Linked DNA regions of Homo sapiens: regions 1, 3 and 4 are each linked to region 2. A link is a loop called in an ENCODE intact Hi-C map of the cell type or tissue named here. Cell type or tissue: prostate gland. All regions are shown on one strand.

Evidence for each region. A loop is a pair of places that touch in the nucleus more often than their neighbours do. Peaks named below come from ENCODE experiments on the same cell type or tissue, not always from the same donor. Only the 100,000 strongest peaks of a DNase experiment are listed, where the experiment ranks them.
Region 1: it touches region 2 in a loop (5-fold over the local background); 21 of 110 quality-filtered maps call a loop at or near these places.
Region 3: it touches region 2 in a loop (6-fold over the local background); 11 of 110 quality-filtered maps call a loop at or near these places.
Region 4: it touches region 2 in a loop (3-fold over the local background); 6 of 110 quality-filtered maps call a loop at or near these places.

Annotation. Positions count from the first base shown.
Region 1 is chr4:94,617,399-94,625,398 of GRCh38, forward strand. It overlaps PDLIM5 (PDZ and LIM domain 5), which reads left to right. Exons shown (of 13, transcript NM_006457.5): 8 at 606-793. Among named protein-coding and RNA genes, the nearest start is that of BMPR1B-DT, 140 kb to the right of the region's middle. In prostate gland, a CTCF peak has its summit at 4,280 (motif pointing right); DNase peaks (open chromatin) are centred at 4,283 and 6,313; H3K27ac peaks cover 6,802 bases.
Region 2 is chr4:94,728,059-94,736,058 of GRCh38, forward strand. No RefSeq gene overlaps it. Among named protein-coding and RNA genes, the nearest start is that of BMPR1B-DT, 25 kb to the right of the region's middle. In prostate gland, a CTCF peak has its summit at 3,928; no DNase peak of the experiment used is centred here; H3K27ac peaks cover 425 bases.
Region 3 is chr4:94,300,375-94,308,374 of GRCh38, forward strand. It overlaps HPGDS (hematopoietic prostaglandin D synthase), which reads right to left. Exons shown (of 6, transcript NM_014485.3): 5 at 1,772-1,870. Among named protein-coding and RNA genes, the nearest start is that of HPGDS, 38 kb to the right of the region's middle. In prostate gland, a CTCF peak has its summit at 4,182 (motif pointing right); a DNase peak (open chromatin) is centred at 4,199.
Region 4 is chr4:94,401,896-94,409,895 of GRCh38, forward strand. No RefSeq gene overlaps it. Among named protein-coding and RNA genes, the nearest start is that of PDLIM5, 46 kb to the right of the region's middle. In prostate gland, a CTCF peak has its summit at 4,985 (motif pointing right); a DNase peak (open chromatin) is centred at 4,986.

The DNA of each region.
Region 1 (8,000 bases), 110 kb before region 2:
CTGTTAGGCAAGGGTTGTTTCTTGTTTATTGTTTTGTGGCCAGTGCATAGCACAACCAACGTTTGGCATATAGTAGGTGCTTAAATATTTATGAATGAGTGAGTATGTGAGTAGAAGGAGTAACTGGGCTGGGAATGATGGCTCACACCTGTAATCCCAGTGCTTTCGGAAACTGAAGTGGGATGATTGCTTGAGGCCAGGAGTTCAAGACCAGCCTGAGGAGCATAGTGAGACCCCTGTGTCTACAAAAAAAAAAAAAAAAAAAAAGTAGAAGAAGAAAAAGAGTAACTGGTAAGGGCTGAGGTGTCAGGGAGACTTTTATCATTTAAAATGATTAACTGTGTAAATTTTCAGTAGCCTAATTTCTCATGGTAGACCTTTTAGAAAGAATTTTCAAAGTATGAAACAAATGCAATCTGACTCCTTTTTCTTTTTTTCAGTTTTAAAGAGAGGCAATCCCTCAGTCATGACTTCAAAGATTTTCTTTTCTAAAGAATTGATTAATCAATGGATTTTGATTGATTAATGGATTTTGAAAAGAAAGGATTATTGCTGAGTTACGTTGCTACCACTTCACCAAAGATGTTTCTTTATTTCCTTTACAGTAACTCTCAGGAGCCTTCTCCGCAGTTGGCTTCCTCGGTAGCTTCCACACGGAGCATGCCCGAGAGCCTGGACAGCCCAACCTCTGGCAGACCAGGGGTTACCAGCCTCACAGCTGCAGCTGCCTTCAAGCCTGTAGGATCCACTGGCGTCATCAAGTCACCAAGCTGGCAACGGCCAAACCAAGGAGGTAGCCCAGAGAAATCTCTTGCGTCTTGCTTTTCGTAATGAGTTTCATTATGAAAATGTGTTCTGGGATATATGGTAGAATTCACTGGTAAAACCCATTCTCAATAACCTAAGATTTAGAAAGGACTATCAGGATTAAACTATAGCTATTTTTCTCTCTGAGACATCTCATAAACATTCTTTGTGTGTATTTGATACAGTCGCATTTGCTATTCATAATTGTAGGATTGGGCATTTCCTTGTTTCCCAGAATAGGAAGCATGTGTTAAATTGTAAATTTGGGTCTTATTTAATAACAACTATATTGTTGGAAGGTTATCCTTGGAAATATAACATTTTAGTTTTGATGATATGTACAAATAACAACCACAGAAACATTTATTGCCATCAAACAATTACTGAAGAAAGCATCTTCCAATTCTTGTTCTTACAGTTTATGTAGCATAGGGGAAGAAGGACACAGTACTAGAAAGAGCATTTGAGCAGCAGGATGGAACTGCCTGGCCTCAGTTTGGAAACCTGAGTTCTCATTGACTTCTACAGATTAACAGCTTTAAATAAAGTCACATAACCTCTTTGACACCCTCAGTTTTCTGATCTGCAAAATGAAGAAAGACTAAATCATTTCCTATTTCTCCCAACATGAACAAAGTTTATGATTATGTAAAAAAAAGTACCCCTTTTAACAGGAAAATGGGACTGTACTTAAATGTTGCTAATCTCAGACTCAGCCTTCATCTCTTCTCACTCTTTATGCTCTCCCTGGGTGATCTCTCATCCAGGTTCCTTTCATTACTTAGTTATCGATAATTTACAGATCTTTCTCTCCAACTGAGTGATCTATTTGCCATCTCCTGGTGGCACCTCAAATCCAGTATGTCTGAAAATAACCATTTCCTATCTCTGGGAATTGCACATCCACTCAGTCACCAAAGCTAGAATGTAGACTTTTAGACCCCACGCCCCACATTCTCACAGTAACTAACATCTAATGGTTTTACTTTTTATTATTTCTCAAATTTCTTCTCTGTGTCATCAGAGCCATTGCTTTGATTCATGACCTCTTCATTACAAATGACTTCTAATTTCCCTGTCTCCTTTCCCCTCCTTCAGTCTGTCCCCCATACCTCCATACTACAGCAAGTGATCTTTCTTTTTTTTCTTTTTTTTTTTTCCACGGTGGCTCACGCCTGTAATCCCAGCACTTTGGGAGGCCGAGGCCGGCGGATCACGAGGTCAGGAGATCTAGACCATCCTGGGTAACACAGTGAAACCCTGTCTCTACTAAAAACACAAAAAATTATCCGGGCATGGTGGCGGGCGCCTGTAGTCCCAGCTACTTGGGAGACTGAGGCAGGAGAATGGCATGAACCCGGTAGGTGGAGCTTGCAGTGAGCCAAGATCACGCCACTGCACTCCAGCCTGGGCGACAGAGCGAGACTCCATCTCAAAAAAAAAAAGAGAGACAGGATCTCACTCTGTTGCCCAGTCTCCCAGGCTGAAGTGCAGTAGCACAATCATAGCTCACTGTAGCCTCAACCTCCAAGGTTCAAGTGATCATGCCACTTCAACTTCCCTAGTAGCTGGGAATTATTATTATTATTTTTTTTCTGGTAGAGGTGGAATATCACTATATTGCCCAGGCTGCCCTCGAACTCCTGAGCTTAAGCGATCCTCCCACCTTGTCTTCCCAAAGCATTGGGATTACAGGTGTGAGCTCTCATGCTTGGCCAGCAGCAAGTGATCTTTCTCAAACTCTGATTTGCTGCTTTACTCCTCTGCTGTGGATGCTTGACTATCCCACCCTTCCTTAACAAATCATTTAGGACCTTTTATACTTTGGCCCCTACTAACTTCTCAGCCTCATCTCCTGCTTCACCCAATTTATAATCTGTGCTTGGTTGCACTAAACCATCTTCAGTTTCCAAGACATGGCATACTACCATGCTTTTGAAAGTTCTTACCACTCTGTACAGAATGTACTTCTTCACCTAGCCCTCTAATTTCTAGTCGTTCTTCATCAGTTTTGAGATGAATGCTGATTGAGTACCCAAGGGGCCACTTTTCACAATGTGATAGCTTTAAGAATTGATCATAGCTGAGTGCGGTGGCTCCTGAGGATCACTTGAGCCCAGGAGTTTGAGATCAGCCTGGGCAGCATGGCAAAACCCCATCTCTACTAAAAATATAAAATATTAGCCAGACATGGTGGCACATGAGCCTGTAGTCCCAGATACTTGGGAGGCTGAGGTGGGAGCATCATCTGAGCTCAGGAAGTTGAGGCTACAGTGAGCTGTGATTGCACCACTACACTCCAGCCTGGGCAACAGGAGTGAGATACCTTGTCTCCAAAAAAAAAATGGTCACTCATTATTCTTTTAAGAATATTTTTGAGATTTGTAAGAGTGAATTTTTTAGTTAATTAAGTAGGAATCCATCTTTGTTTTTGTATTTTTCACAGTGTTTAAATATATTAGATACTAAATAAATTATTTATAAATTATTTTTAGAAAACGTTATTTATACAGTCTATTTTATAGTGGCATGTGTTAACATGTCACTAATTTTGCTAAGAAGCTAGAAGTGGCTGGGCACAGTGACTCACGCCTATAATCCCAGCACTTTGGGAGGCTGAGGCGGGCGGATCACGAGGTCAGGAGATCGAGACCATCCTGGAGATCAAGATCACCTGATGGGTAAAACCCTGTCTCTACTAAAAATAAAAGAAAAGTTAGCCAGGCGTGGTGGTGGGCACCTATAGTCCTAGCTACTCAGGAGGCTGAGGCAGGAGAATCACTTGAACCCAGGAGGCGAAGGTTGCAGTGAGCCAAGATGGTGCCACTACACTCCAGCCTGGGTGGCAGAGTGAGACTCTGTCTCAAAAAAAAAAAAAAAAAAAAAAAAAAAAGCTAGAAGTATTTCTATTGTGTTGGAAAGAGGACAGGCCATGGCATATGAGTTAGACTATTTTAGAGGAAAGACTTTCATTACTTCTAAAAACTTAAAACATTTAGTCTAATGTTATTAGTCTCTGAAATTTCTGGACTACTAAAAAACACTTAGTCTAATATTATTAGTCTCTGAAATTTCTGGACTATTAACTGACTTACCATGATCTATTCTTTTGGGGAAAAAATGCTAAGCTCAGCCCCATACATTTTTGAGTTATTTCTATTTATTTAAAGCCTATGTATGATGATGAAGATTTTCTGTAATTACTTTGTGCATTTGAATACAGAAAGTAATTTTCAGAAAAATGCTATTGGTATGGTAATTGGAAGCTAACAGGAGAATGTTTTGTAAAAAGCAACGAAAAGACTAAATTTCTGAGGTAGAAACCGAAGAGAAGGCACAAAGTATATGGACAGTGGAGGACAGAAAGTTTATATACGGCCTTTGGAAGTTCAGAAGTTTATGGTTAAAGTACTGCTCTGCCTTTTAAGTGGAAAGAAAAAGTTCATTTTTTTGAACTCTTGGCGAATATAGTACAGCAAAATTACCACAAGAGGGCGATGGAGTGCTTTCTCCAAGTCTAATGAAATTTGTGAGAATAATCAAAGTAGGCCAATATTAGCAATTATAATAATGAGTCACATGGTTAGTGTTTAAAACATTATGCTTTTTCTAGAAAATATAAATGAATTTTATATGAGCAAAACTACAATATAAAACATTATACATTATATAACATTATAAAACAAAATTATAAAAAGAATGTTTTCCTGTTGTGAAGTCACAGTTGAATTACATCATAATTCTTAGCTCAATTTTGAAAATATTTACTGAGTTCTTATTTATCTTGCTCCAGGTGCTATAAACAGGCATTTATTCAGTTATTACGTTGTGGCAAAGTTAACTTATTTTGTACTATTTTGGAAAATTTAAAAATAAAAACAAAATTCCCAGCCACTCAAATTCTTCTGCCCTACACAATGGTATACCATAGTTTAAAGACAATAACAACAACAAAATCATCTCAGAATGTACTCTTAGTCTTAGATAAATAGTTTCAAAAGCTTCCTGATGCAAATGAAAAAGTCTTTTGATTTAGAAGGTGATAGCGGATTCATCATGTGTTTATGCGTTCCTGTTTAAATTATGGATAGCAGCTTAGGTAAATTTAGTTCATTAGATACAAATGTATGTATAAAATATTACTATCTTACAAATGTAATGAAATGTTTTTCACAAATTCAGTCATAAAGTCATGAAGAGCCTTTCTGTGTTGGAACACATCAGTTTTCTAATTTTAGTTTAATCATATACAAAATGAGAATGAATAATTCATTAGAATATAAGCAATGCTTTGATAGATCTGGACCCGTTGTTCATTGAGCCAGTTTTCTGACTGGTGGTGGCCCCCCAAAATAGAAATGCCTGCCCTTTGCAGGTATGAATTTCAGAAGGTTAGCATTTTTGTGAGCCTTTTCCCTCTCTCCCTCCCTCCTTCCCTCCCTCTCTCCCTCCCTCCCTCCTTCTCACCTTTCCCTCCTTCCTTCCCTTCCTCCCTCACTCTGTCGCCCAGGCTGGAGTACAGTGGCACAATCTCGGCTCACTGCAACCTCCACCTCCCAGGTTCAAGTGATTCTCCTGCCTTAGCCTCCTGAGTAGCTGGGACTACAGGTGCCTGCCACCACACCCAGCTAATTTTTGTATTTTTAATAGAGACGGGGTTTCACCATGTTGGCCAGGATGGTCTCAATCTCCTGACCTCGTGACCCACCCACCCCGGCCTCCCAAAGTGCTGGGATTACAGGCATAAGCCACCACGCCCGGCCTCCATTTCTTTAACTATTAAAATAAAGACCTTAAAAGCTTCTCCTATAGCATTCTTGTGAAATCAAATGATATAACTAGGCTGCAGATACTTAGAGGATACTCAGAGGTTAACTTTCTATGCCTTTATTCCTTTTCTTGATGGCATTAATAACTTACATTGTTACTGTCCAAAAACTGGTTCTCATGTGATGTCCCTGCTTGAAAATGTTTGGGGCTGTCTGCTGCTGGTCAAAATGCTTAGCTTCTTAACAGAATTTTTGGTCCCCTTGCAATCTCAGGCCAACCTTCTTCTCCAGCTTCATTTTATAACACTGTTCCCTATAGTCCACTCACACTGAAGTTCATGAGTTCATATCATTCCTTGGCACACACTTTTCTGCTTTGTACAAGCTGCTCCTTTTATTTGAAATGCTTTTCCATCCCTTCTACTCCTGACAAACTTCTCTTTACCTTTTAAGACCAGCTTGTTCCCCCTTTGTGAAGCTTTCTTGAGCCCTCTTGTTACCTGTTCTTTTTCAATACTCCTACAAAATTTCAATAATGTCTTTGTTATAGCATTCATCCTGTTCATTTTAATTGTTTACATAGGTGTCTTTTACGACTGTTTTTAGATTCCTTTGAGGACAGGGACCAAGTCATACTGATCTGTTTTACAGCATCTAAACAATGCCTGGCACAGTTTATAGGCCCTCAGTAAATGTCCCCGAGAAAGTGAGTGGGTAGAGAAGTCAGTTGTCTTATTTAGGACATCATACGATCTGAAGGATGCAGAATTCATCTGCCAGGATATTGTTCTGTCCTCCTGCCAAACTTGAAATTCCCACAACAGTCATTGAAAAGGTGGGAGCACTGTCTGCCAAAGGCTGCTATTAGAAAATAAGCATGTTGCTAAGGAGAAGGGAGCTCCACTCTTCTTGAAGCATTTAACTCTCTTCAGAATTAAGATCGTGAACATGAGCAGTACCATAACTAGTAATACATTATTTATTTTTGGAAATTAAAAAATAATAACAGTTGTAAAGCCCCATGATAGGAATTTTTTTTTCTCAAAAGTATGAGGGCTAGGCACTGTGGCTCACACCTGTAATCCCAATAGTGTGGGAGTTAAGGCAGGAGGATTGCTGGAGGTCAGGGGTTTGAGACCAGCCTGGGCAACATAGCGGGACCCCCATCTCCACAAATTAAAAAAAAAAAAGAAGTTGGCTGGGCATGGTGGTGCACGCCTATGGTCCCAGCTGCTCGGGAGGCTGAGATGGGAAGATCTCTTGAGCCTGGGAGGCGGAGGTTGCAGTGAGCCAGGATTGTGCCACTGCACTCCAACCTGGGTGACAGAGCTAGACCCCCATCTAAAAAAAATGTGATAATTTACTGCATATAAGGAACCAAGCAGTGGAATGCAGAGGAAATATTAGGAATGTGGGATCGCCCATTTTGTCATTGTGGACAAATTAGCTCGGATGCAAAACACCAGTATATAATATAGAAATCATCAAAAAGGTGCAAAGAAGAGTCAAATCAAACTATGAGTCCCAGTTCAGAGGCATGGAGGTGTGGATCAGTGGAAAGGGAAGAAAAAGACTTAAAGTTCTGAGGATACAATCTTGAGGTAAAATATGTATTTGTTTATAGTGAAGTCCTATTTTATGCAGGAACAATATTTTAATGTTTGTGCCTAAAACAAAATAGCATGTAGTCAACGACCCTTGAACATTTTTAGGAAGAGGCCGATTTGGAGAGGGAGCAACATATGCAAAAACTGAGAGAATTTGGCTTCGGGTAGGAAAGACAAGTAGTTCAGTATGTTTAAGACTGTCTAGTGGCCCAGAGAGAAGGTTGGCTGCATTAATGGGGGTTTTGAATGTAAGAGTGTGGACTTGATGCTGAAAGGAAGCTATTAAAACATTTATAAGCCGGAAGTGGCAAAATCAGACTTGCATTATTAAAAGATTATTATAGCATTAATGTGTTTAAAAGATCATCATGACTTCATTGTAGAGATTAAGGTTGGAGACCTGGAGACCATTTAAGAAGTTATTCAGGTAATCCAATCTGGAGATAGATAATGAATATTGCCCTGGGCAGTGGCAGTGTTTTGGAGAGAATTCCCTGGGCAGGGTGACTGCAGGGTATTTACACTTTAACCTAACTGGGCTGCTGGTTTTAACCATTGCCCTCTCTGGGAACTTGACTCCCTATAGAGTACCTATGTATCCTCTGTTAAAACACCCGTGGAGGATTGTATTCAGTTTATAGCATATTAGAATGCTACCTTCATACTTTCTTTAATTGTGTGTACACACAACTCCCAGTTGAGCCCTGTTTACTCTCATGTCCCTGGTGTTGACAAGAAATTAGTGGATATTATTAAACGTGTCCATGGAGGCAGGCATTCTACTGAGGAAAATAAAAACATATATTGATATTAGTTG
Region 2 (8,000 bases):
TGTTTCATCACAACACACTCTGTGACACTGTGCCTGCTATTCCTTCTCTTCTTCATGTAACACAGTCTTGTTCATCCTTAATAACTGGTGATCTTTAGGGTCATTTACAAATGGTCAGTTTCTCCTGCTTTCAGGCATTTGGTAAGATCGCTCTTTTCCCATCCCATTTTAAATTAGATGTGGTCATGTGACTTGCTTTTTCCAATATGTGGTGAGCAGATGTGCTGTATTCATCAGGCAGAAATTTCCTGGCAGAAGTTTCAAGGGCAAGGGTTGCCGAGTTCTCTCCCGCTGCTCCAGCTATCATGAAGTTACCTGTTGAGACGAAGTCTCTGTCACCAGGGGCTCCTAGTGACTGTACTGAGCAGTAGTTTCCTGCTAACTGGAATTGGATGTGTAACATGAGTGATGTGTAAAACTTGCGCATGTATTAAAGCAACGGATGCATTGGTGGTGTTTGTTACCATGGCATAACCTCACCTAACCTGACTGACAGAACAACACAACCAAATTCAAGTGTGACTTTATCTAGGAAGCCTGCTCCTAGATAACATCTTTCCCACAATGACCTGTTAATCACAATTTTCTTGGTGACTTCATAATGCTTTTTCCATAACTTCATTGTTACGCTTGCCACAGTGCTTAGGGATTTTGTTTACATGACTCTTTCCCCTATCATGCTTTGAACACCTCAAAAGAAAGACCAGATCTTAGATACCATACCCACCCTTTCTCATTTTTTGACACATTGGTTGGCACATGGTTGCTATTTAATGACTATTTTTAAATAAATGAGAAAAAGGACAATCAGGAAAGCCATTTTCCTTTTCTGATTAGAAAAGATTTTTTAACAGCTTAAAGAAGCTGTTAAAACAGAGAAAATAAGTTCATCAAGTTATCAGACCAACCCTTTTGTTATTGTTCATGTGAGGTAAAGAATGTATTAAAATTATTTTAATATCTGTTTTGTCCTGAAATAATTTCAAAGGATGATAGTTTGGTAGTCAATAATTTCATTGATAATGTAAAGATCATCACCCAAATCTCTCTCTTTTTTTTTTTTTTTTGAGATGTATTCTTGCTCTGTCGCCCAGGGCGGTGTGCAGTGGCACAATCTCAGCTCACTGCAACCTCCGCCTCCTGGGTTCAAGCAATTCGTGCCTGCCACCATGCCCGGCTAATTTTTGGATTTTTAGTAGAGAAAGGATTTCACCATGATGGCCAGGCTGGTCTCGAACTCCTGACCTCAAATGATTGACCTGCCTCGGCCTCCCAAAGTGCTGGGATTACAGGCATAAACCACCGTGCCCCGCCACCCAAATCTGTATGTTATAATTAAGTTACACCTTACTTCACTCACATTAAGTTAATCATTAGTATTGTGGTTTCTTATGGATCTTTAATTCATTCGGCAAATATTTATTGACTGTTGTGCTGCATCCAGTGTTGTGCTAGGCCCTGGGAATGTACAACTGAATAAAACACAATTCCTGACATCAGGGAGCTTATAGCTTAGTGGGGCAGAAATACAAACAGGTAATTATAATACAATGTGGCACAGGCAATGATTGAAGTACATGCAAGGTGTTATTTATGAACACAGAAGAGACATTAGTCCTGTCTGAAGAGTTTAAATCAGGAAGATAACATGATCACATTTACAATCCAGCTATTTTCTTCTGGTTGTTAGGTTACTGTTTTCTGTATGACGTGCAATGGTTATAGAATGGAGAGATGATGGCAAAATCAGAAGGTCTTACTGATTGCGTTGATGTGGGAGTAAGAGTTGGGAGGAAACAAAGATGATACCCAGGGTGCTAACTTGCATGATTGAGTATATGAGAATGGCACAGATTAAGACAACAGAAATATAAATAGATTTATGTAAAAGTTAACAAAATGAGGTGGACAGGTTCAGTCTGATGTATGGGTGAGGTTTTCAGATTCTATATCCTTCAGAAAATTGAAAATACACATCTAAAGTTTAAGAAGATAATGATGCTGGAGATATGGATTTGGGGTTACTAACAGACAGCTGATACCTTGAGAAACTAGCATGTAATGAGTGGCAAAGGAAACAGGAGAAATTCAGACATATTAGAGCTGTGGTTCTTATCAGGATAGGTACTTCCTCAAAGGGGGGCATTTTTGGTTATCACAATGATTGGAAGTACTATTGGCATTTAGTATCCTTCAATGAAAAAACATTTCCATACAATTAAGAATTAATTAACATTGCACGTCTTTTGAATCTCCTGCTGGACAGTAGGTAAAAATCTGTTTATAATTAACTGAATGTGGAAGCTTACTCTATTTTATATGTAAACAGAGGATTTTATTTTCAAGGTTTCAATATACATTGATTTTTTTTCCAGTAATGTAAGTACCTGATAAATAATTGCACTTTCTTTTTTTTTTTGAGACGGAGTCTCAGTCTGTCACCCAGGCTGGAGTGCGGTGGTGTGATTTTGGCTTACTACAACCTCTGCCTGCTGGGTTCAAGTGATTGTCCTGCTTCAGCCTCCCAAGCAGCTGGAATTACAGGTGCCTGGCACCATGCCCAGCTAATTTTTGTATTTTTAGTAGAGACGGAGTTTCACCACGTTGTCCAGGCTGGTCTCGAACTCCTGACCTCAAGCTATCTACCCGTCTTGGCCACCCAAAGTACTGAGAATACAAGCATGAGCTACTGCGCCTGGCCATAATTGCACTTTTAATGTTTGAAACTTTACCAAGAGCTAATCACCATTTTGAAAAACCATATAATTGATAATATCCTTGGTATTTGAGTAACTCAACTATGTATCAATCTATATTGTAATTATCACAATTGATAGGTTCAAAGATATAGGTTCAATAACCTTAAAGATATAGGTTCAAAAAATCTGATTACAATACTTACTTATGTCTTTCAGTGTAGTTAAATCAAAGTATTTGCATGTCAAGATATGTACTAATTTTACAAATTACCTTATTTTCTTCATATTGGTTAAAACACTTTATTGTGTATTTTTAAACATATGTAATGTGAAGATACATTACTAGTTACCATAGGATCCTAAATGGGGCATCACAGGATGTAGAGTATAAAGAAGGAGTATGGTGACACACAGAGTGGATAAGCTGTCTCCAAAATCTTAAAAGGACTAAAAGCATTGTCCTTCTTTCTTAGGTGTGGCAGATATGAGATGCAATAATTTGTCCTTTATTTTTGAGGGGATAGCCTTATATGTCCTTAAAAAAAAGTCACTGTAAACTTTAAGCTCCTGAACCTTCAACCTTCATAAGGATTATTTCCCATCATCTGGAATGTATTTATCTTTTTTCTTTTTTTTTTTTTTTTTTGAGAAGACAGTCTTGTTCTGTTGCCCAGGCTGAAGTGCAATGGTGCAATATCAGCTCACTGCAACCTCCGCCTCCCAGGTTCAAGCAATTATCCTGCCTCAGCCTCCCAAGTAGTTGGGATTGCAGGCGCACACCACCACACCCAGCTAATTTTTGTATTTTTAGTAGAGATGGGGTTTCACCATGTTGGTCAGGCTGGTCTTGAACTCCTGATTCAAGTGATCCACCTGTCTTGGCCTTTCAAAGTGTTGGTATCACAGGCGTGAGCCACTGTGACAGGCCAGAGTGTATTTATCTTGCTAGGTAGAGACTTCTGCAACATCCTTAAGAAAGATTATAAGGGCCAGCCTTCAACTAGTCTTCAACAGAGAGGAGTGGGCCACTTCTTCAGGCTCAAAGGGTTCAGCAGACTCAGATTTCAGAGTTCTTGATTGCATTGACCCAGATGTTCTTAAGTCCCAGGTCCTTTCCAATCAAGGTGTGATAATCAAATCAGATTTGAGAGTACAAACTTCTGGACTTCACCCCCTTTCTAATTAAGTCTAATGTTTGATGCTTAGCTTTTTCTGCCCTCTAGCTGCAGAAGATGAACCTCTTTATACGCAGCCAAGGACAGTCTATAACTTGCACTTCTTAAGTTGGTGATTAATCACCATTGTCTTCATTGTCTTTTTTCTAATGCATCAATAATACCCAGCAACAGACATCTAATTCCATGGTCCTTAAAAGCACCACTTCCTCCATGCTTCTCAAATGCCTGAGACAATAGTATCCTTCAGAGCGTTCCTTTCCACCGGTATCCTATACTCCTTAACCTCTCATGAACAATTGAACTGCTACAGCTGCCAGGAGCTTTTGATACTCCGTCTGCTGAGCCCCTTCCAAAGCCCCACTGCAGAGCTGCCTCCTAAGAATACTTCCAGTACCAAGTCCTAGGTTGGGTTTCCTGGAAACAGATGCTGAGATGGAGGTTTGCATGTAGCAGGATTATTGATTCATGCTCCTGGAGCAGCACTTGTAAGGGAGTAAGAAAAGCATGATTGGGAAGAGGAATCAGTGGCAACAGAGACCTCTGCTGATCCCACAGAGAGCTCTGCAAGTGGGATGGCCCTTCAGAGGTGTCCTGAGTTAAAGCAGGAGAGCCTGGAGACTCAAACTCACATAAAATGGTGATTAGATATAAGCAGTCCCTGAGGATGGGACATAACCTTGGGTGAGGCAGCTACCTTTGACCAAAAATAATTCCCAGAGAGGGATGCAGTTGTGAGCCATAAACAGTCAAATTATTATTAAATTATAACCCCAGAACAGGGGAGGGGAAAGGAAGGATAGGTGCCTTGGGCCGAAGAGGGTGATCTGGGTGTGCTCCACAGCATCACTACAGTTAGGAATTTTAGAGGTACTGGGGGAGGGGATGAGAGAACAGGATTTCAAGGAAGAAGGAAAGATGAACAGACTCATGTCCCTCCTGCCCGCTTATCATTGCCACTTTCTAATTCAACCAAGATGTGGAAAAAGCATGAGCTTTGGAGTCTCACACACATGTGTTCATATTACAGTCTGAAACTTGCTAGCTGTGAGATGCTAGACACTGGTCTAGCATAAGAACTCATTAACAATGGTCATGACCATTTATGGAGTTCTTACTATATACTGGGTGCCTTCCTCAGTGCTTCACATGTACAAGCTCATTTACCTGTACTAATCCTATGAGGGAAGTATTATTACGTTTCATGTGAGGAAACTGGGCACAAAGATGTTTGAGGCCGGGCATAGTGGCTCAGGCCTGTAATCCCAGCAGTTTGGGAGGCTGAGGCGGGTGGATTGCTTGAGGCTAGGAGTTTGAGACCAGCCTGGCCAACATGGTGAAACCCCATCTCTACTAAAAATACAAACATTAGACGGGTGTGATGGTGTGCACCTGTAGTCTCAGCTACTGGGGACACTGAGGCAGAAGAATGGTTCGAACCCAGGAGGTGGAGGTTACAGTGAGCTGAGATCACGCCACTACACTCCAGCCTGGGCAACAGAGCAAGAATATGTTGCAAAAACAAACAAACAACAAAAAACCAAAGATGTTTAATACTTTGCCCAAGATTTCAAAGCCAGTAAGTGGCAGAGTTGGGGATTGGAGCCCACAAGTCATCTTCACAGCCTTAGCCTTTAACTATTTTTTTGCAGTGCCTTGTTCTCCTTACATAAAATATTTTGTTATAAGAACTCACGTGTGTAGTGTGCTTGCCACAAAGTAGGTACCTGATAAATGCAAATTTCCTTGTAGTTTCCTCTTGGATGGATTTCTGGAATTATCTAGTCTACACTGATCTTCTGGCCCTGGTTCTGGAAGGGTTCCCATCATCCCTCCCCCAGCAGGGCTTTCTAAGTGCTTTGACATGTATGAGCAGTTGAGACCAGAGTTTAGATGCTTCATTCATGCCTGGTATTCATATTGCCTATGTTGTTGCAAAATAGATGCTCTAAACATTTACAAAATAAACGAAAGAATAGAAAATGGATATTTTTTAAAGGTAGTTCCTAGAAATGTTCTATTGCAAGATTGTGGTGGTGGTTAAACTACTATGTGCATTTGTCAAAACTGATTGCATTATGCACTTCAATGGGTACATTTTATTATATGTAAATTATTCTTCAATGAAGCTAATTTAAAAATAGTTTTAACTCTTAGAGTAATGAAAAAGAAGCTCCCCATGATACATTTTACCACATGGGATGCTGGGAAGAGTTTTCTGCCACTAGAAAGGGAATCTAGTGGTACAATTAGGTCAGCCACTGCAGAAAGATTAAGTTTCTGGTTCAACCAAGATAATGTAACAACTTGGGCTCAGTGTTTCTTTAATTGATTTACTGTTTCCTCTCTGCTGCTTCTGTTATTCTGAGACTACTTTGAGTAAGTTTTAATTTTAATTTTAAACATGACTTACTAAATTTTCTAGGAAATTGAACCTCAATAGTGCTGTCATATTGACCATATCCATAAAACACAATGGACAGGAAACAGCATATTGCTTTACAGTTCCAAATAGGCACATACAGTAATCTCAATCAGCCATGTTCACACAGGCAGAAATTCCACATGAACGATAAGAATCTGGAATGAGAATTCTTCAGATGCTATTACTTTTTTATTTTCTGAAGGTTGAGAGAATAAATTTGTATGTTTATTTTCTTAAATTGTCAAGCCCTAAAAATTAACTTCATATGTGTTATGGTTATGAATAACATCACTGAAAGTCATGTCATTCAGTTTGGAAATACAAATTAATATCTAGTCAAAAGAATCAACTGTGAGAATAAATCTTGAAAGTATTGTTCAAGAGCAACTTACCGTAGTTTTCTAGAGCATAAATTCCTTCTGGTTTTTGGTGTCATGCTAATAAAGATAAGATAATAGGATATGTTGGGTTTTAAAAATATTTATAGTAATAGGGTTATAGATATAATTTTGTTAACATTATATAGGGTGAAAAAAGATGTATCATGTTTTACTGAATTCCTGGTTTTTTGGTATTGCTCATGTTTTTTTTTTTTTTTTTTTTTTTTTCCTGAGACGGAGTCTCGCTCTGTCCCCCAGGCTGGAGTGTGGTGGTGCAATCTTGGCTCACGGCATCCTCCTCCGCCTCCTGGATTCAAGCAATGCTCCTGCCTCAGCCTCCCGAGTAGCTGGGATTACAGGTGCCCGCCTCCACACCCAGCTAATTTTTGTATTTTTAGTAGAGACAGGGTTTTACTATGTTGGCCAGATCCTGATCTTGTGATCTGCCCACCTCGGCCTCCCAAAGTGCTGGGATTACAGGCGTGAGCCACCGCGCCCAGCTGTTTTTGTTTGTTTTTAAGCAACAGAACTATAAGTTTTTAATCTTTGTTTTCCCAGCCTTATTACAGTGGTAACATTCAATTAATACCCGCTTACTAACTGACGTGAACAAAAGAAGCCGTCACGTGTTACTTCAAGAATAGCTATTGGGCACACTGAAGGCCACAGAGGCAGCTCTTCCCAATGTAGACAACAGGTTATTGCTGGGAGAGGCTTTAGAAATCTCAGTCTATTAACAAGTACAGTTAATAGAAAACAAAACTAAGGTCCAGTGAGGTTGTGGTGATTAGTTCAAGGTTATCTAGCAGAACCAGATCTAGAATTTAGGACTCCTGTGTTCTAGTTCATTTCTCTTTCAACTACCTGATACTGGCCCCATGTATTTTTAATCATCAGATAAGCATTCACTCATTCTATTGTAAACAAATACCTATTGCACTCCTACTAATGTCAGATGCTATCCTAAACATTGAGGATAAAATACCAAACAGTACACATGCCTTACTTTGTGAAGCTTAGACTTGAGTAGGAGATGCAAATATAAATATGCAAATAGAGCATTACTAAATTTCACTTTATTATGAGAATAATTACAGCAAATTTTAAAAATAACTTATTCTGTTAATTACTTCACATTGCAAGCACTATGCTAATAGTCATATAACCTTATTTGGTGCTCACCAAAACTCTCTGCGTATTTATAATTATTTCCATATATATGGAAATATATATTTCCATATATAAGGTTTCTGAGGTTGAGTAAATTGCCAGGGCCACTGGGTTCTTTCAATGTTCTGCCCAGAGGGTATAGACTGCAGGG
Region 3 (8,000 bases), 430 kb before region 2:
TTTTATCTTTGTGTTAGAAACTAATCTGTATGCTGTTACTTTGGCTCCATATGATTATCAAAGAGTGAAGTTTAAATGTGGCCCACTCTTTTTTCTTTTTGTATAGAATTTAATAAAGCTGATTGCTAGTGCCTCAGGAACTTATTAAACATCTGTCAGCCAAGAGAAGCTACTGGCTGGAAGACTCAGAATTCAGAATAAATCCAGAATTTATTCAAATATTTATCAAGCACCTACTGTGTGCCATGCCCAGGTTTAGGTGCTGGAGAGCAAGGTAGGATGCAAGCCCTTCTCTCATGTAGCTTTTATTTTAGAAGGGAAAAGCAAATATGCAAAATGATAGGGGTTAGGAAAAAAAAAAAGTGAAGTCATGTGATGGACTATGACATGGTCAGAGAGGACTTTTTAAGAGGTGACACGTAAGCCCAGGCTTAAATATAAAAAAAGATTAAGACCTGCAGTGAGCAATCTGGGGATTAAGCGTTCCAGGTATAGGGAAATGCGTAAAGGCCCTTAAGTGGGAATGTGAGTTAGGTCTGAGGGACACACACACCAGTGTGGAGCACTGTGAAGAAGGGAGAGAGTGCCCAGAGATGAGATCAGAACATCATTTACAAAGGAATCTTAATAGAAAATGAAAAATAAATTCTTAGAAATTTTTCAATAGGGCAGGGAGAGGAGCATTTTAGTAAAGGCTATGAGGGGAGTCAGAAGAAATGAAGGGGTATGTGAAGAGGTTGAAAGTTGAGAATAAAGATGTGGCAAATGTAGTTCTGTATCACCCAGAAGGGCTGAACAGGGCAGACAGCAGAGTGTCAGCATGCTACAAAAAAGCAGTCTTATCTCCCAAAATGCAGTCTCCCTGAAGGTAGAGACCTCCACCTACCACAACTTGTAATCAGGTTTAGATTTGAATTTTTTGGCAAGACTACTAGGTGGTAGTGTGCCTAGTATCTGGTTGTCTAACTTTTTTGTGATTATTGATGGTCCATGCCTACGCCAATTAATTTTTCTGGGGTTGGAAAGTGGTGATAGTTTATTTCAGTCTTTCTTTCTTATCTATTAACTGGAATACTTTCATGAAGACAAACTTTTTCCAACTGATCGAGATATAAAATGCTTCATAATTTATCCTGATATAAAATACATATGAGTTTATACTGTTAGCTGTAGTTCAAGTTCAGGAATGGATATTTACTTGACCTTACTCACCTTACATCTCTATCTCCGTTCTCCCACATTGAAGATCCTGGTTCTCAGTGACATCAACACAATTTATTTTTGTACCCACAATATAATTATAATAATACCAGAAAAAAAATACCAATAGTTTGTAGTACCACCAACAATATGATTACTGAAAATAGTATATGATTTTTTGTTGTTCTAAGCTAAGAGATATCTGTCTTAGATGTATAATCAGATTAGTGTGTTTTACAAATGATACTTCTTGAAATAGTTCTTCTCTAGTAGAGTACATATGTATTCTGTGTGTTCTCTATGCACCTCTTTTGCATAGTTAGGTTCATTTACTTTGCTTTGATTTTTAGGATAGCTTTTTAAGTTTTCGCTGCCAATATATAATTATATAAAATATGGTTCCAAAGTCAAATCTATTTTTTAAAAAGGTTTATTTAAAGAAGTTTAACCTTTGTTCTTGCTGTAAATTCTATCCCCTCCCTATAGGTAACTTTTTTTCAGTAAGTTTTTATACTTCTATTGGTTTGTCCTTTTATTTGCTTGAATTTTTTAAGATATAAAACATACTCACAGAGTTACCAATAAGCCATTCTCTCCCCCCTAAATATGTGTCCAAGTCTTGCATAAGATGAGGCGCATTATACGTGAGCAGCTCATTGAACATCTGCTCCTAGGAGAAGGAGAAAATATCACTTTAAGAATAATGAGAAGAAAAGTAACATGATCTGAGGAGGAAGTAGATTTCTCCATCTTTATTCTCCCACATGAATTCAAGAAGAAAGAGAAGTAGCTAGATTTTTTATTCAAATTTATGACATGGAGATTTAGGTCTGATTCTCTATAGATGTGAGTCATCTCTTTATTGCTCATGGATTAAAAAAATAGTTTTGTGTCACCAGTTCTTAGTTTCTTTGTGTATAATGACTAAATATTTTACCCACAAAATCTTATTTTTTCTTAAATTTACTAAAGTGAAATGATTCTCTTGTCTTTTTAGATTCCTAAAATTTCCCTCTTTCTTAACCTAGCTTTTTTAAAGCTAAATAATGTAACTGAAGGTAAAGAAATTTATTTTATTTCGTAAGGCTAGACTCTTCTAGTTTGGCAGTTCTTCGTTTCACTATTGCGTTTATAATGAATCATGATCTTGGGCCTTTATGTATTTTCTCATTGGACTACCATTGTGCCTCATTATCAGATTTGTCCATCTTGAATATCATCTACAAAATGCATCATCTAGTTATCCCCTCTTGATATATAAACAAATATTATTTAAAAATTAACATCCTTAGGAAAATATATATAAAACATCCATTTTTTTAATTGTCATCATTTTTCTACTTAAAGCTCTGAAGACCAAATAATTTACTCAAGGCCTCTTTCTTGATAAGAGATGTTTGTTTATATATAAGAATTCTGCCTGTTTGAGTCTTGGTTATGAAATAGAAGCCAAACTCAAAAATATAAAATGTATATATCATTTATTAATATGTCTAAATGATCTATAATGAAATCCAACCTTTATTAAGATAAGTCAGATAGTGGATACTGTACCAATTTGCTGATTTACTTGCTGTTATGATTATGACTTAGCTAGATGGTATATACTACCACAACATAATGCCTTATATTTAGAATACAATTTGCAAAAGCATCCTTACATACAGGTTGAGCCTCCCTAGTCCAAAAATCCAAAATGCTCCAAAATCCAAGACGTTTTGAGCATGCGCATGATGCCCAAAGGAAATGCTCAGGGGAACATCTCAGATATCGGTTCTTGAGATTTGGTATGCTCAACCAGTAAGTATAATGCAAATATTCCAAAATCTGAAGAAAACCCCAATTCTGAAATACTTCTGGTCCCAAGAATTTCAGATAAGGGATACTCAACATGTACTTACATATGTTTGCCAGATTTAAAAACCGAAGCTTATAAAGCTTGTCATTATTTTGACTTTATGTTCTTTCCCTTGTTCTATAAAGTGCTCTGTGGTCAGTATGTTCATAGTTTTAAAGAAAACATTAGTTATGAGTCTTTCTGCTGCTTACACAGAATTTGTAATCCCATTGAAGGGCAGTGAGTCGATAACCATGTGGTGCTTGCCACAGATCTGCTCACCTCAGTTGGCATCAGTCAGAAAAGTAATGGCCAATTTGATTGTTGGACAACTTTCCAAAAACTCCTGTGTGCACTCCTGGCAAATTCTGTTCTTCTAACGTGCATTTCCAGAGCTTCAGGTGCACCAATGTTTGTGTATATGCAGAGTCAAATAAAACTCTTATATCTGTGCTACTGACTTCTCCTTGAGCCCAGATTGTCTTTGTAAGTTTGGTGAATTATTTCAGTCTAATGAAATGTAAATTAATAAACAGTGTAATTAGTATTTAAGTTTCATTTTAAAGTACAATCAACCAAAATAACATAAAGAAGATAAGATTTGATTACACTTCTTTTTTTTTCCAGATATATTTTAAAAAACACATTTCCTGATCCATCCTAGATAGCCACTCCTTTACTTGATGGATTCAGAAATTTCTAGCCTCCCTTTTCAGAGGAGGTTTTTTCACCCTGAGAATTTGTTGCTATGAAAGTTTAACAAATGACTTTTAGAGAGGTTCGTATATTTCTCAAAAGCATTTTCAGATATGCACTACCAAAATTATTTTGTGTTGGAACCACGACATCAGAATGTCCTCAGGCCTTCTCATTCTTCTTCCCCATCCTGTTCTTTAGATGAGGAAATGGAAACACAGATACATTAAATAACCAAAGTAACACTAATGGTGAGTTCAAGGATTGTCATGGTGACCAATATCCAAAGGCATCTTTTGCTTTTAATTCTTTTTTTATTGGAAATGGAATTTTTAGTAATAAATACTGTAAAATTGTGTGTATTTGGTAGATTTTTAAGGTGTATATGACAAGAATATATTCACTATCCATCTTAAGTGCATCAATATTCTGCCTTTGAAATTTTCACCTGACCACAAGATGGCAGCAATGTAGCCCACTACCAACAGTCTAAGAAATGAAATACAGAACAGTGCATTTTTCATTATATATTAGCCAAGTCCTGCTTGTTAATTAGATAGTCTATAGCTATCAGCAATGTTTCTGCAACGTGTTCTGCCTTTGTATGATTTAATCATGAACTTGGATTGCTGTGTCCTTTGAAATTGTTTTTTTGGAATTGGTGGTATGTAAGAGAGTTGTTATTCTAATACAAAGGTAGAGTGTTACTCTTATCATAAATGTTCGAAGAATATTTTCCTCTGGGAGGTGGTCTCTGTTATGGAGCCTCAGCCACAGAAAGGTAGAAAATAGAAAAGTAGAGAAGAGCAAACTGATAAATTGATAGACTGCACATTAGGGGGGTGTTTGGTACATGGAACAAAAATCTTTAGACACTTCTAAATTGGAGAGCATCTGTTTCTACATTTATAATGATATGTAAAATACAGATGCCATGTCTGACAAATAGTAAAAACAATTAACACCAAAGTATATAACACTATTAATTATAATAGTTAATATTTAACACTTCCTACCTAGCCATAGGCACATATGCTAACATTTAATCCTGCCAACATACTTCAAAGTAGAGCCTGTTGTATTCCCACTTTACAAAGAGTTTGAACTATAAATAGGGAGTTAAGTGACAGCTAGTAAGAAGGGAATCAGGATTCAACCTGGCAGTTTGACTCCAGAGCCTAAATGTACTTATGTCAAAAAGTTGTATTTCTATCATCAAAGCTGAGCTTCATTATTTCCTGGCTAGGCCTATATATATACGTGTGTGTGTGGGCAGACCCTACACACCTTACATTTATATCATGGAGTTAGTCAATGTAAATACTTTTGTGTCCGGATATCTCTATTCAAATCAGAAGGTGCTAATTAAATAGTATTTACAATAAATACTAAGTAGATAGTATGTGCTTAAATATGTGCTTAAGTAAATTGATAAGACTGCCTGCTATTTGTGCTGTGGCTTTCGACTATAGGCTTTAGCTTTAACATGTACATAAATATTCATGCGCAGCTGTTTTGAACAGCTGCTTGCACTGTGGTATTATACCCAGTGGTTAAGAACCTGGGGTTTGAGTCAGTGACGATTTGAATTCCTTCTGCACCACTTCTAGCTGAACAATTTTGGGTAAGTTGTTTACACTACATGAAACTCTTGTTTTCTTACTTGGAAGATGAGGATAACAGCAGTTTCATTCTAAAGGAATGCTTAAATTAGTTACTAATTTAAGCAATTGTATACCTAGGTGATGAGGCTATGGGATCTAAATTCAGCTGTCTGGGCTCAGTTCACAGTTCTGTCAGTTGTGTGACTTTGGGCAACTCTGTAACTTCTGTTTCTCAGTGTCTTCATCTGGAAAGTGAGCATGACAATAAAAAGCACTTATCTTGAAGTGGGAGGAGGGCTGACTGAGATAACACATAGAGCTGAGAGTAACACAGGCACATGGTGTGCATTTGATGAGTGTGGTTCTGATCACTTATTCAACAAGTGTGTAATGCCTACTATGTAAAAGGCACTGTGATGGCGGTGGGGGATCAGTTGAATAATACAGACATGATTCCTACCCCACGATGCATCCAGCTTGAGGAGACAAACAACAAACAAGTAATCACACACCACCTGCCAGTCTCTTTAAAATAGAGACTGTGATGAGCGTCCTAAAGGAAACCACTAGAAGCTGTAATAAAGACGTCTATTTAGAATTCTGCATAAAGATGAATAATTTGACAAATATATATCATTTTGCATTCATCTCTAAACCACAGTAATGAATATTTTTAAAAAGATAGAACCCACAAGGAAGTGGAAAGAGAGGAGATAAGAGCAAACAAAATTTGAAGCTAGTAAGCAGATGGGTGAATGGCACCTGTGAAGGGAAAGCCAAGAACCAATCCTATCAACAACACAAAATCCTTAAATGGCTCAGGAAATGACCGGATATGTCTAGAACTGGGGTTAAGGAGGTTTGGGAGGGGATAAAATGAGGATTGGTGGAAAACTATTAAGCGGTTTTAGCATGGGATGTTCTTCATTTTACATTACTAGACAGCTGTCCCTTCCCCATTCTTAGCGGAAAACAGCCTAAGAATTTTTATAAATTTAGAAGCACAATATCAGAAATTTAGAACTCAAGGACTGATGAGAAATGCTTTCTAAAAGTAATGCAGAAAAGCCAAGAGACGGGAAATAGGAAAAGAGCCAACCAACATCTGAATTACTGGAATTCTACTATAATGGAACAAAGAAAATAAAGGGGGAGGAAATCATTAATGAAAGAATTAAAGGAAATGTCCTTGAACTAAAGGACATGGGTCCCAGATTGAACGGAATCACCAAGGAAACAGCACAATGGATGAAAACAAGATCATACCAAGACTCACCATTGCAAAATTTTAGAACTCTAAGGGCACGTGTTTTGTAATCTTTCAGAGTGGAAAAAAAATAGGTCACATACAAAAGGTCAGTAATTACATTGAATTCAAACTTCTCAACAGCCTTTCAAATACTAATGAAAAACTACTTTCATCAGAATTCTACACCCAGTCAAACTATAAACAAGTTTGAGAATAAAATAAAAACATCTTTAAACAAATAAGGCCCCAAAAGCCCCAAACTTTTATTTCCTATGACCAGTAAGCTCTTAGAGGACTGTTCCACAAAAGCAAGGAAAGAAAACAGGAGAATGAACCCAGGAAAACATAAAAAAAAAAAAAAAATCCTGGGTAATAATAAAGATCTCAGGATGACAACTGTGACCAAGTATCTAGGACAACCATACCAGAGCGAAGCAGTGTGACTCACAAGATAGACATATCCATGCCATCTGTCATAATCATATCTGCTGTCATCAAGCCTTCATTTTAACTTTTGGAATACTAGAGGATGTGCCCCCAAATAAACAATGGAGTAAACAAAGAAAGAAGGCAGCATCCAGGAACAGGACTCCAGCTCCATAGAATGGCATCACTGGAATAACAGCAAAGGGAATTCCAATGATGACAGCTGTGCAGAAAACCTGGAGAACTCCACAAAGAATGGAAGTCTCCTAGAGAGCGCTCCAAGAAATATTGGAAATAACAGATGAACTGACACTACGTTGACCTTGTGGAAAATCGTATTGGCAGGCTATTGGATACTGTGGAAAGTCAGCAGTAAAAGTGAAAAGAAGCAAAAGAAAGCAATTACTAATTTTAAGGAAGAAAAGTGAGAAAGAAAATATAAAAGCATACTACAGTGCACAGTTCTGTGCATTATTTGCATAGCCTACTAATCACAGGATAATTAACCAAAAAATTTTCACATCACAATATTGGGAGCTTGGTGAAAAGGAAGCAGAAAGGATGACTATGTAAGAGAAAAATTGTTATTTCAGGTTGAGATCCCTTATCCAACATGCTTGGGAACAGAATTGTGTTGAATTCCAGACTTTTTCAGATTTTGGAATGTTTGCATATACATAATGAGATATATAGGGGATGGGGCCTAAATCTAAAAACCAAATTCATTTATGTTTCATTTACACCTTATACACATAGCCAAAGGTAATTTTATACAGTATTTTCAATAATTTTGCACATTTGCTAAAGTTTGTGTTAAGTACTTACATGTGGAATTTTCCACTTGTGCTGTTATCTTGGTACTTAAAACGTTTTGGAGTTTGGGGCATTTTGGACTTCAGACTTTCAGGTTAGGAATGCTTAACCTGTACTATCATAAGTCCTGAGAAATCATTTACAATTGGTCAATCAGAGGAAGTCATATTTATTT
Region 4 (8,000 bases), 330 kb before region 2:
TAAAAATTCCAAATGTGCTGAAAAGGTACAAGAATGGTACAACTCATCTTTTACCTTTTACTTAAGATTCACCAAATTCTTAGCATTTCATTGTAACTGTTCTTTCTCTTTCCCCTCTCCATATATATGTATGTATATGTACATATATGTGCACTTAGTAGTAAATTTAGTATGGTATCTTGTTGAATCTTTCTTTTACGGCATCATGGTATAATTACAAAATTCAAGAAATTTGACATTGATGAATTACTATTATCTAATATGCATCCCACATTCAGATCTTGCCAATTGCCTCAGTATTGTTCTTTACGGAAACTTCTTAAAAATTGGAGGTCCAATCCAGTATATGCATATCATGAATTCCATATCTTTTTAAAGAAAAATAAATTATCTTTTTTTGTTGTTTTTGGCTTTTCTTTTTTAAAACTTATATTTTATGTTCAGAGGTACATGTAGATGTTTGTTAGATAGTCAAACTCATGTCATGGGGGTTTATTGTACAGATTATTTCATCACGTACTAAGTCGAGTACCCAATAATTATTTTTTCTGCTCCTCTCCCTCCTCCCACCCTCCATCCTTAAGTAGGCCTCAGTATCTGTTGTTTCCCTCTTTGTGTCCATGTGTTCCCAACTTTTAGCTACCACTTATAAGTGAGAACATGCGGTATTTAGTTTTCTGTTCCTGCATTAGTTTGCTAAAGATAATGTCCTCCAGCTCCATCCATGTTCCTACAAAGGACATGATCTTGTTCTTTTTTATGGCTGCATAGTATTCCGTGCTGTATATGTACCACGTTTTCATGAGCAAATCTGCCATTGATGGGCATTTAGGTTGATACCATGTCTTTTCTATTGTGAATAGTGCTGCAATGAACATACCCGTGCATGCATCTTTTTGGTGGAACAATTAATATCCTTTGGGTACATACCCAGTAATGAGATTGCTGGGTTGAACAGCAGTTCTGTTTTTAGCTCTTTGAGGAATTGCCACGCTGCTTCCTACAATGGTTGAACTAATCTACACTTTCGCCAATAGTGTATAAGCATCTCCTTTTCTCTGCAACTTTGCCAGCATCTGTTATTTTGTTATGACTTTTTAGTAATAGCCATCCTGACTGGTGTGAGATGGTATTTCATTGTGGTTTTGATTTGCAATTCCCTAATGATCAGTGATATTGAGCTTTTTTTCATATGCTTGTTGGCCACATTATATGTTTTCTTTTGAAAAGTATCTGTTCATGTCCTTTGACCTCTTCAAAAAGATTTATCTTACCTAAAATTAGAAAATGCAGGTGATGGCCAGGCATAGTGGCTCACACCTATAATCCCAGCACTTTGGGAGTGGGCAGATAACTTAGGCTCAGGAGTTTAAGACCAGCCTGGGCAACATAGTGAAACCCCATCTCTACAGATAAAAATAAAAATAACTAGCCAGGTGTTGTAGTGTGTGCCTGTGGTCCCAGCTACTCAGGAGGCTGAGGTGGCAGAATCGCTTGAGCCCGGGAGGCGGAGGTTACAGTGAGCTGAGATCATGCCACTGCACTCCAGCCTGGGCAATAGAGTGAGACCCTGTCTCAAAAAAAAAAAAAAAGAAAGAAAGAAAAGAAAAGAAAATTCAGGTGATATTGTGTGTAAAGATTGTTAATCTCATCCTCATGGTACCAAGAAAACAATATTAAAATTATTATTTATCAAATATCAGTTATGAACCTAGCACTGTCTAAAATCTTGAAATTTTAGAAAAGATGTCATGGTTCTTGTCCTAAAATTACACACAGTATAGAAGCTGAAGCAAATCTAATACCCCAGTAAAAACTGGCTAATAAATAACCCTTACATTAGTTATATTTTGCAGCAAAATAAGCCACTCTTAAACTGTCCTCAGTTTTAAATTGCTAGACAGAAAAAAACAACATTTATATTTCTGGCTAGCAATTCTGTGAGTTAGCAATGCCAGCTGGCAATGTCAGTTGGCCAGTTCTTCTGCTGGTCTTTCCTGGGCTCAGACATTCAGCTGCATCTGCTGGTTGGGTTGGCTGGGGGTTAGTGGTTCTTAGGACAGCCACACTCATGTGTCTTGCAATTGGTGCTGGCTCTTGGTTAGTATTGGCCCTGAACTGGGAGACAGAGATGGCTGGGCTACATGTTTTCATCAACTTTTTCATTTAAGTGTCTTAGGGTTCTCACAAGAAGCAAGACAAGGCAAGCCCCAGTGCATAACACTTTTCAGGTTTTTTGGTATCACATTTGATTATTGTCTCTTTGGCCAAATTACGTCAAATGGCTGGGTCCAGAGTCATTATAGGAGGATCTATCCAAGGTCATGGATACAAGGAGGCTTGGACAAATCGTGGCCATTAGTGCAACAAAATACTCTAAAAGTATAACATTTGACTAGAATGAGATCGATGAGCAATGTCATGGAATAGGTATTATTTTGTAGCCACATCTTACTAAAAAATCAAGTATTAAAAATTATGGTATAATCAAAATAGGCTATAGGAATTATGAGACAAAATTATTATGGCTATAATAGTTTACGAAGGGCCTAAAGGAAAGAATGGCATGTAATGGCTCTCCAAGAATAGACAGGAATTTGATGCATTAAGAGGAATCTCTGGACAGAGGTTTAGAAGTGAGTAGTTAAGGGATACAACCTGAGAAAAGGCACAGATGACAAAGAACATGACAGGTGTGGGATAGTGAAGGAACAAACTTAAGTATAGTAGATAGCCCACCGGGAATTCTAGAAAATAAGACTAAATAAGTAAAATCAGCATAAATTATGAATGAGGACATTTTAACGTCAGACGTAAATTCAAATTATACTTTCATGATATCAAGAATATTTTAGGATGAATCATTTAGTATCAGAATTAAAGCTGGATGAGGGCAGGGATGAGCAGTAAAAACCAGATATACATTTAATACAATAATCCAAATTAAAGTACAAACATTGAAAATAGGGGGACTGGGACAAATACATGAAACATATTACATGAGAGGAATGGAAAGGAACAAATTCAAGACAAATTACACATAGAAAATAATGAAACTTTAAAACGATAGATTTAGACTCAATACCTCTTTCCTCCCACATCCCCTTTCCCTTTACAGCACAGTCTTTCATATATTTGAAAAGAGCTAAAACAGCACTACATCTTTCGTATTTTAGAAGTAATTTCCCCAGTTTAAGTATTCTTCATATGGCTTCCCACATTTCCTGCTGCTGAATACTATGTAGTTTGTCGATATCATTAAACTCTGATGCCCATAATAGAGAAGAGTATTTCACATGTGTCTGACCAGGGTAGAGTACAGCACTGATCTAAATACCATACTTATATTAATGCAGGCAATGTCTACATTGGATTTTTTTCCCTGTAATATCACACAATCAGTTCATATTTATCCTATAAAATCAACTAACTTCCTCAGAAACTTTATGAGGTCAAAGTCAGACCATATTCTAAGTCAGTTTACCTTCAAATATTTTTCACAGACCAGGCTCTAAAAATATTTTAAAATTAAGTATATATATGTATATATATATATATTTTTTTTTTAAAGACTCACTCTAGACATGGGCAAAATTTTTTAAATGTTTAGGGATATTCTGAAATCTTTTAGAGTGACTTGTTTTAGGATTCTCTTGCTGCCATTACGCAGCCCTATCATATGTGGATGCACAAATGAATGTGGTATTTAGTACAAATGATGCTCTTTCACTTACACGATGAGAATTTACTGATCTTGGTTATAGAAACAATTCTAAAACCTCTATTCCTGTTCCTAGCAGACACTTCACCCTTAGAGATCAAAGAATTTGAAGTCGTAAGATATAAATCGACTGGGAATCCAGACATTTTTCTGGACACTCATGTACATGACAGCAGGTTCATTAATAATTAGGTCGTTACACCGACAATTAATCAAGTCATGTCATTTTAATACATGGAAAATAAACCTGTCAGTGACAGCTTAACCACCTTTCATCTTCTTACAAGCAAGGCAACAAATAAATATGACAGTTTAAGAACAGGTGTAAATAAGAGACACGGCTCAGACAGGAATCTTCTCCTCTCCCTTTGCCATCCTCCCCCATCACACACACCTACACTAGTTTTATTTAACACCGTAACTCCTCTCCCATTATGATTTTCTTTTTTAAAAATTGCAGCTGAAAATACTGAAAATCATCCCAATGACCAGTGAGTCAAGCATGTAAGATCAAATGATTATTTTTCTAGTAAATAAGATACAATTACTGGCCAGGCACAGCAGCTCATGCGTATAATTGCAGCACTTTGGGAGGCCAAGGTGGCAGGATTGCTTGAGGCCTACAGTTCAAGACCAGCCTGGACAACATAGCGAGACCCCATCTCTACAAAAATTTTACAAATCAGCCAGGTGTGGTGGCACGTGTCTGTAGCCCTGCCTACTCGGGAGGCTGAGGTGGGAGGATCACTTCACCCCAGGGAGGTCGAGGCTGCAGAGACCCAAGATCATGCCATTGCACTCCAGCCTGGGTGACAGAGTAAGACTCTGTCCCAGAAAAAAAAAAAATATATATATATATATATACACACACACACACACACACACACACATATATATATGTATATATATATAATTACTCTTTGACCTTGATGGGAAAAGATGTACCATAAATTTTATCTTTGTACTTATCATCACCTATATTGCAGGCTTCTTCGGGAGTAAGAACTAGAACTATCTTAGTACCTTTTACATTTTGTTAAATGTAAAAATTTTTTATAGCAACGAACACAACCCACCAATACATAAAAATACAATGAGAATATGTGCCTTTTAACAAGGTAAATGAAAGACTTTTGTGATGTGAAGATGGGATTGGCAATAGATGGTAAACTTGAAAAAAAAAAATAAGTAAAAGAGGCAACTTCTCCGGGATATGCTAAAGTACCTGAGAAGTAGAAAGGACACCACTAGAGGGCGGTAGCCTCCTCGCTTGCCATAACTAGATTCTCTTATGCGAAACTTCCTACACCTAAAGTTGTTCAGTATTTCTTCCAGCTAATACTTGATTATTTTCTTCCTCCCACAGCAAATATCTGTTATGTTGTTTCACTAACCTTGAAATCCCAGTGACTCGGAGGTATAATATAATGCCTAGGAGTGTGAGCTTGAATAGAATATTTAGAACCTATTGTATTTTTATTGCTATTTTGGCCAAATAACTTTGAAACAAGCTGACACCTGAGATTTGGGAGAGATGTCATTTCTCACACCAAGTACTATGCACACAAGTAAAATTTAGTCTGTGGCCTGGCAAACGCTAGTTAAGATTGCTTCTTCTCAAGTCACACTTTGCCCTTTATCTTAGCACACAGGCAGCTGCGACAAGAGAGCCCTTTTGCCGAAAATAGCTTTCCAGCAGCCTGTCACTTTCCCCGAATCCATTAAGAGAGTGGTTCCCAACCTTTCAAAATGAGGACCCTTTACAAGCAAAATTTCACAGACATCTATGTGATAATTCTTGAGCTCTTAAAATTGGAGGTTAATATATCTATAACATCAAAAAGATAGTATAAAAAAGATACTATAATTTCAGTAACACCTTTTAATGAATTAGTATTGTATTAACCACAACAGCGTACATTTAAAAGATAGATAGAAGTACAAATATACAAAATATAATATTTAGCAGTTAACAGTTAAGGCTCATTGCCTAAGCAGGTTCATGAACCCCTGATGTAAACTCATGGTCTACCCCTTACGTACCCCACAAGGTCTGGGGTGTGCAAAGAGGGAATTGTTGAATTTGTGTATTATCCCACCAGACATCCAGTTTTAAGATGGAAACATCCTATTTTCTCATTTGACTTTTTTTAATACATCACAAACTCTCAGAAATGGAAAATGTGTATCTTTCTGCATACAATTAAGAAAGACCACAGTTTCTGGCATTCATCAGTTAACAAACCTAATCTAAGTTTGTGTGTAGCTGCTTACATATGATCTTCTTGTGAAGATTTACCAGGGTTCACATTTTTAAAATATCCATGAAAGTTTGATCTCTCAAAGACGTCAGTTCCACATACAGTGTGTCAGTATGACCTGAAAAAATTTCTCTGGTGTCCTAATGAGTACGTAACATGCATTCTTTAGCTTGAATTTCCTGTGAGTTTTGACATCATAGATTAAATATCTCCTGGCATATTAAAAGAGTATCTGGAGTCATGTAGCTCTGAAGAGAGCCAAGATTCCATAGCTCATGTTAGCTGACAGTGAAACTCCACCACTTAATTCTGGGAAAAGTCAAATTCTATCTTGTACCAAAGTCACTTACTGTACATACATTCTGCCCCTGCTTCTCATTGGAAGTGATCAACTGAAGGACAACATTTTAATTAAATAAAATAAAATGGTTATGTATTTAATTTAATTAAACATTCATGCTAGTTTAACTGTTATCAAGGTAAGATATTAAATATAATAGGATCCTATACAGTACTAAACTGAAGAAAATAAACTTACTCAAAAGACAGCATTCAATTCCTATGTCAATTAAGAAGCCATCATGTAAGATAGGGAAAATTAATTAATTATACTTTTCTATGTGTTGCTACTTTTCTACAAAACAGAAGTGATTGTTCTTATCCTTGTTAAATATACACATTCTTGTTAAATACAGAAAGGGGTTCTATGAGTCAAAGGCTGACAGAGAAATATAGAAGCTTGTCTGGAACCTACACCAGTGCTTCCCATCTATTTAGGTACAAGGTCCTCTTTTGAACATGCTAACTCCACAGTCTTTCACACTGGCAAGTCTGGTTTACGTATGCATCTGTGGGCCCTCGTCAGTGAGTAGAACTCTCTGGAATTTGGAGGCCAGAGTTGGGAAGTGCTGATCTGGGTTAACCTTCATTTTCTGAGGTCTGGAGAGATTAAGTGATTTGCACAAAATTACACAATTAACTAGGGTAAGCTACAGCTAAACTACAAGTCTCTTCAAGCTCTGTCTCATACAATTTCCACCACCCCCTAAATTATAGATGAAAGTACACAGAGTCACAGAAAGAAGATTCCTATGCTAATTCGGAGCACTGTATTTTCAGGCAAATTTATCAGCTAAGTGCTGAGAGCGCTACTGCACTTTAGATCTGGAAACGCAGAAGGGTGCTCAGGAAACTTATAAATAGAATGGTTGCAGATAGTTTGATGTCAGCTTTAGGACATAAATAATGTTTAGCAGGTGTCAAATCAAGGCTTGGTTCTGTCTGACATTTTCATCAGTGACCTAGATAAGACATTGGCAATCTATGGAGCTAAAGTCTCTCAAAAGAATTTTACATTTTCCTTCTGCTGTCTCCTGCCCACAACCTGTCACTCCTTTTCTTCTCCCATAATCATGCCCCATGCCATTCCCACAGCTCAACTGATCTCAGTGAGAAGTTAGATTATTTAATTAATTACTACTAAGTTGTCAGTGACTAATATAACAGCCTTTCCAAACATCTTAGAGACCTTTAATTTTTTTAAATTAGTCTATTTATCCAAAATAATAATACTCTTTAGTGGGTGACACATGTATCTCTGTGCTGACTAGACTATTTCTTCCTGCCAAGCATGACCATAACTCCTCTAAATTCATTTTTTTTTAATTCTTGAAAATGTTGAAAGGATGGCATTTTTTCTACCTGAAACTGAACTAAACCTCTGAACTTTCCTCAGTATGATGCTTCAGGCAGCTACTAGCAATTAATCAGTGAAAATCAATTGGCGCTTGCCATGAACCTTAATTTGCCATTTCTGATGTATATGATGTGAATACATTCCTGTGTAGAGGTAGAGAATAATATTTTATAACCTTTCAAAAACACCCCCATAGCCCATTTTATTTGAAAAAGATAAGGTTACACTTCTTTTTGTTGTTGTTGCTCTCCACTCCTTACATATAAACAATGCTAAAGCTTGCAGAAAAAGAACATGTCTACAACTTCAATTTTATCAAAGA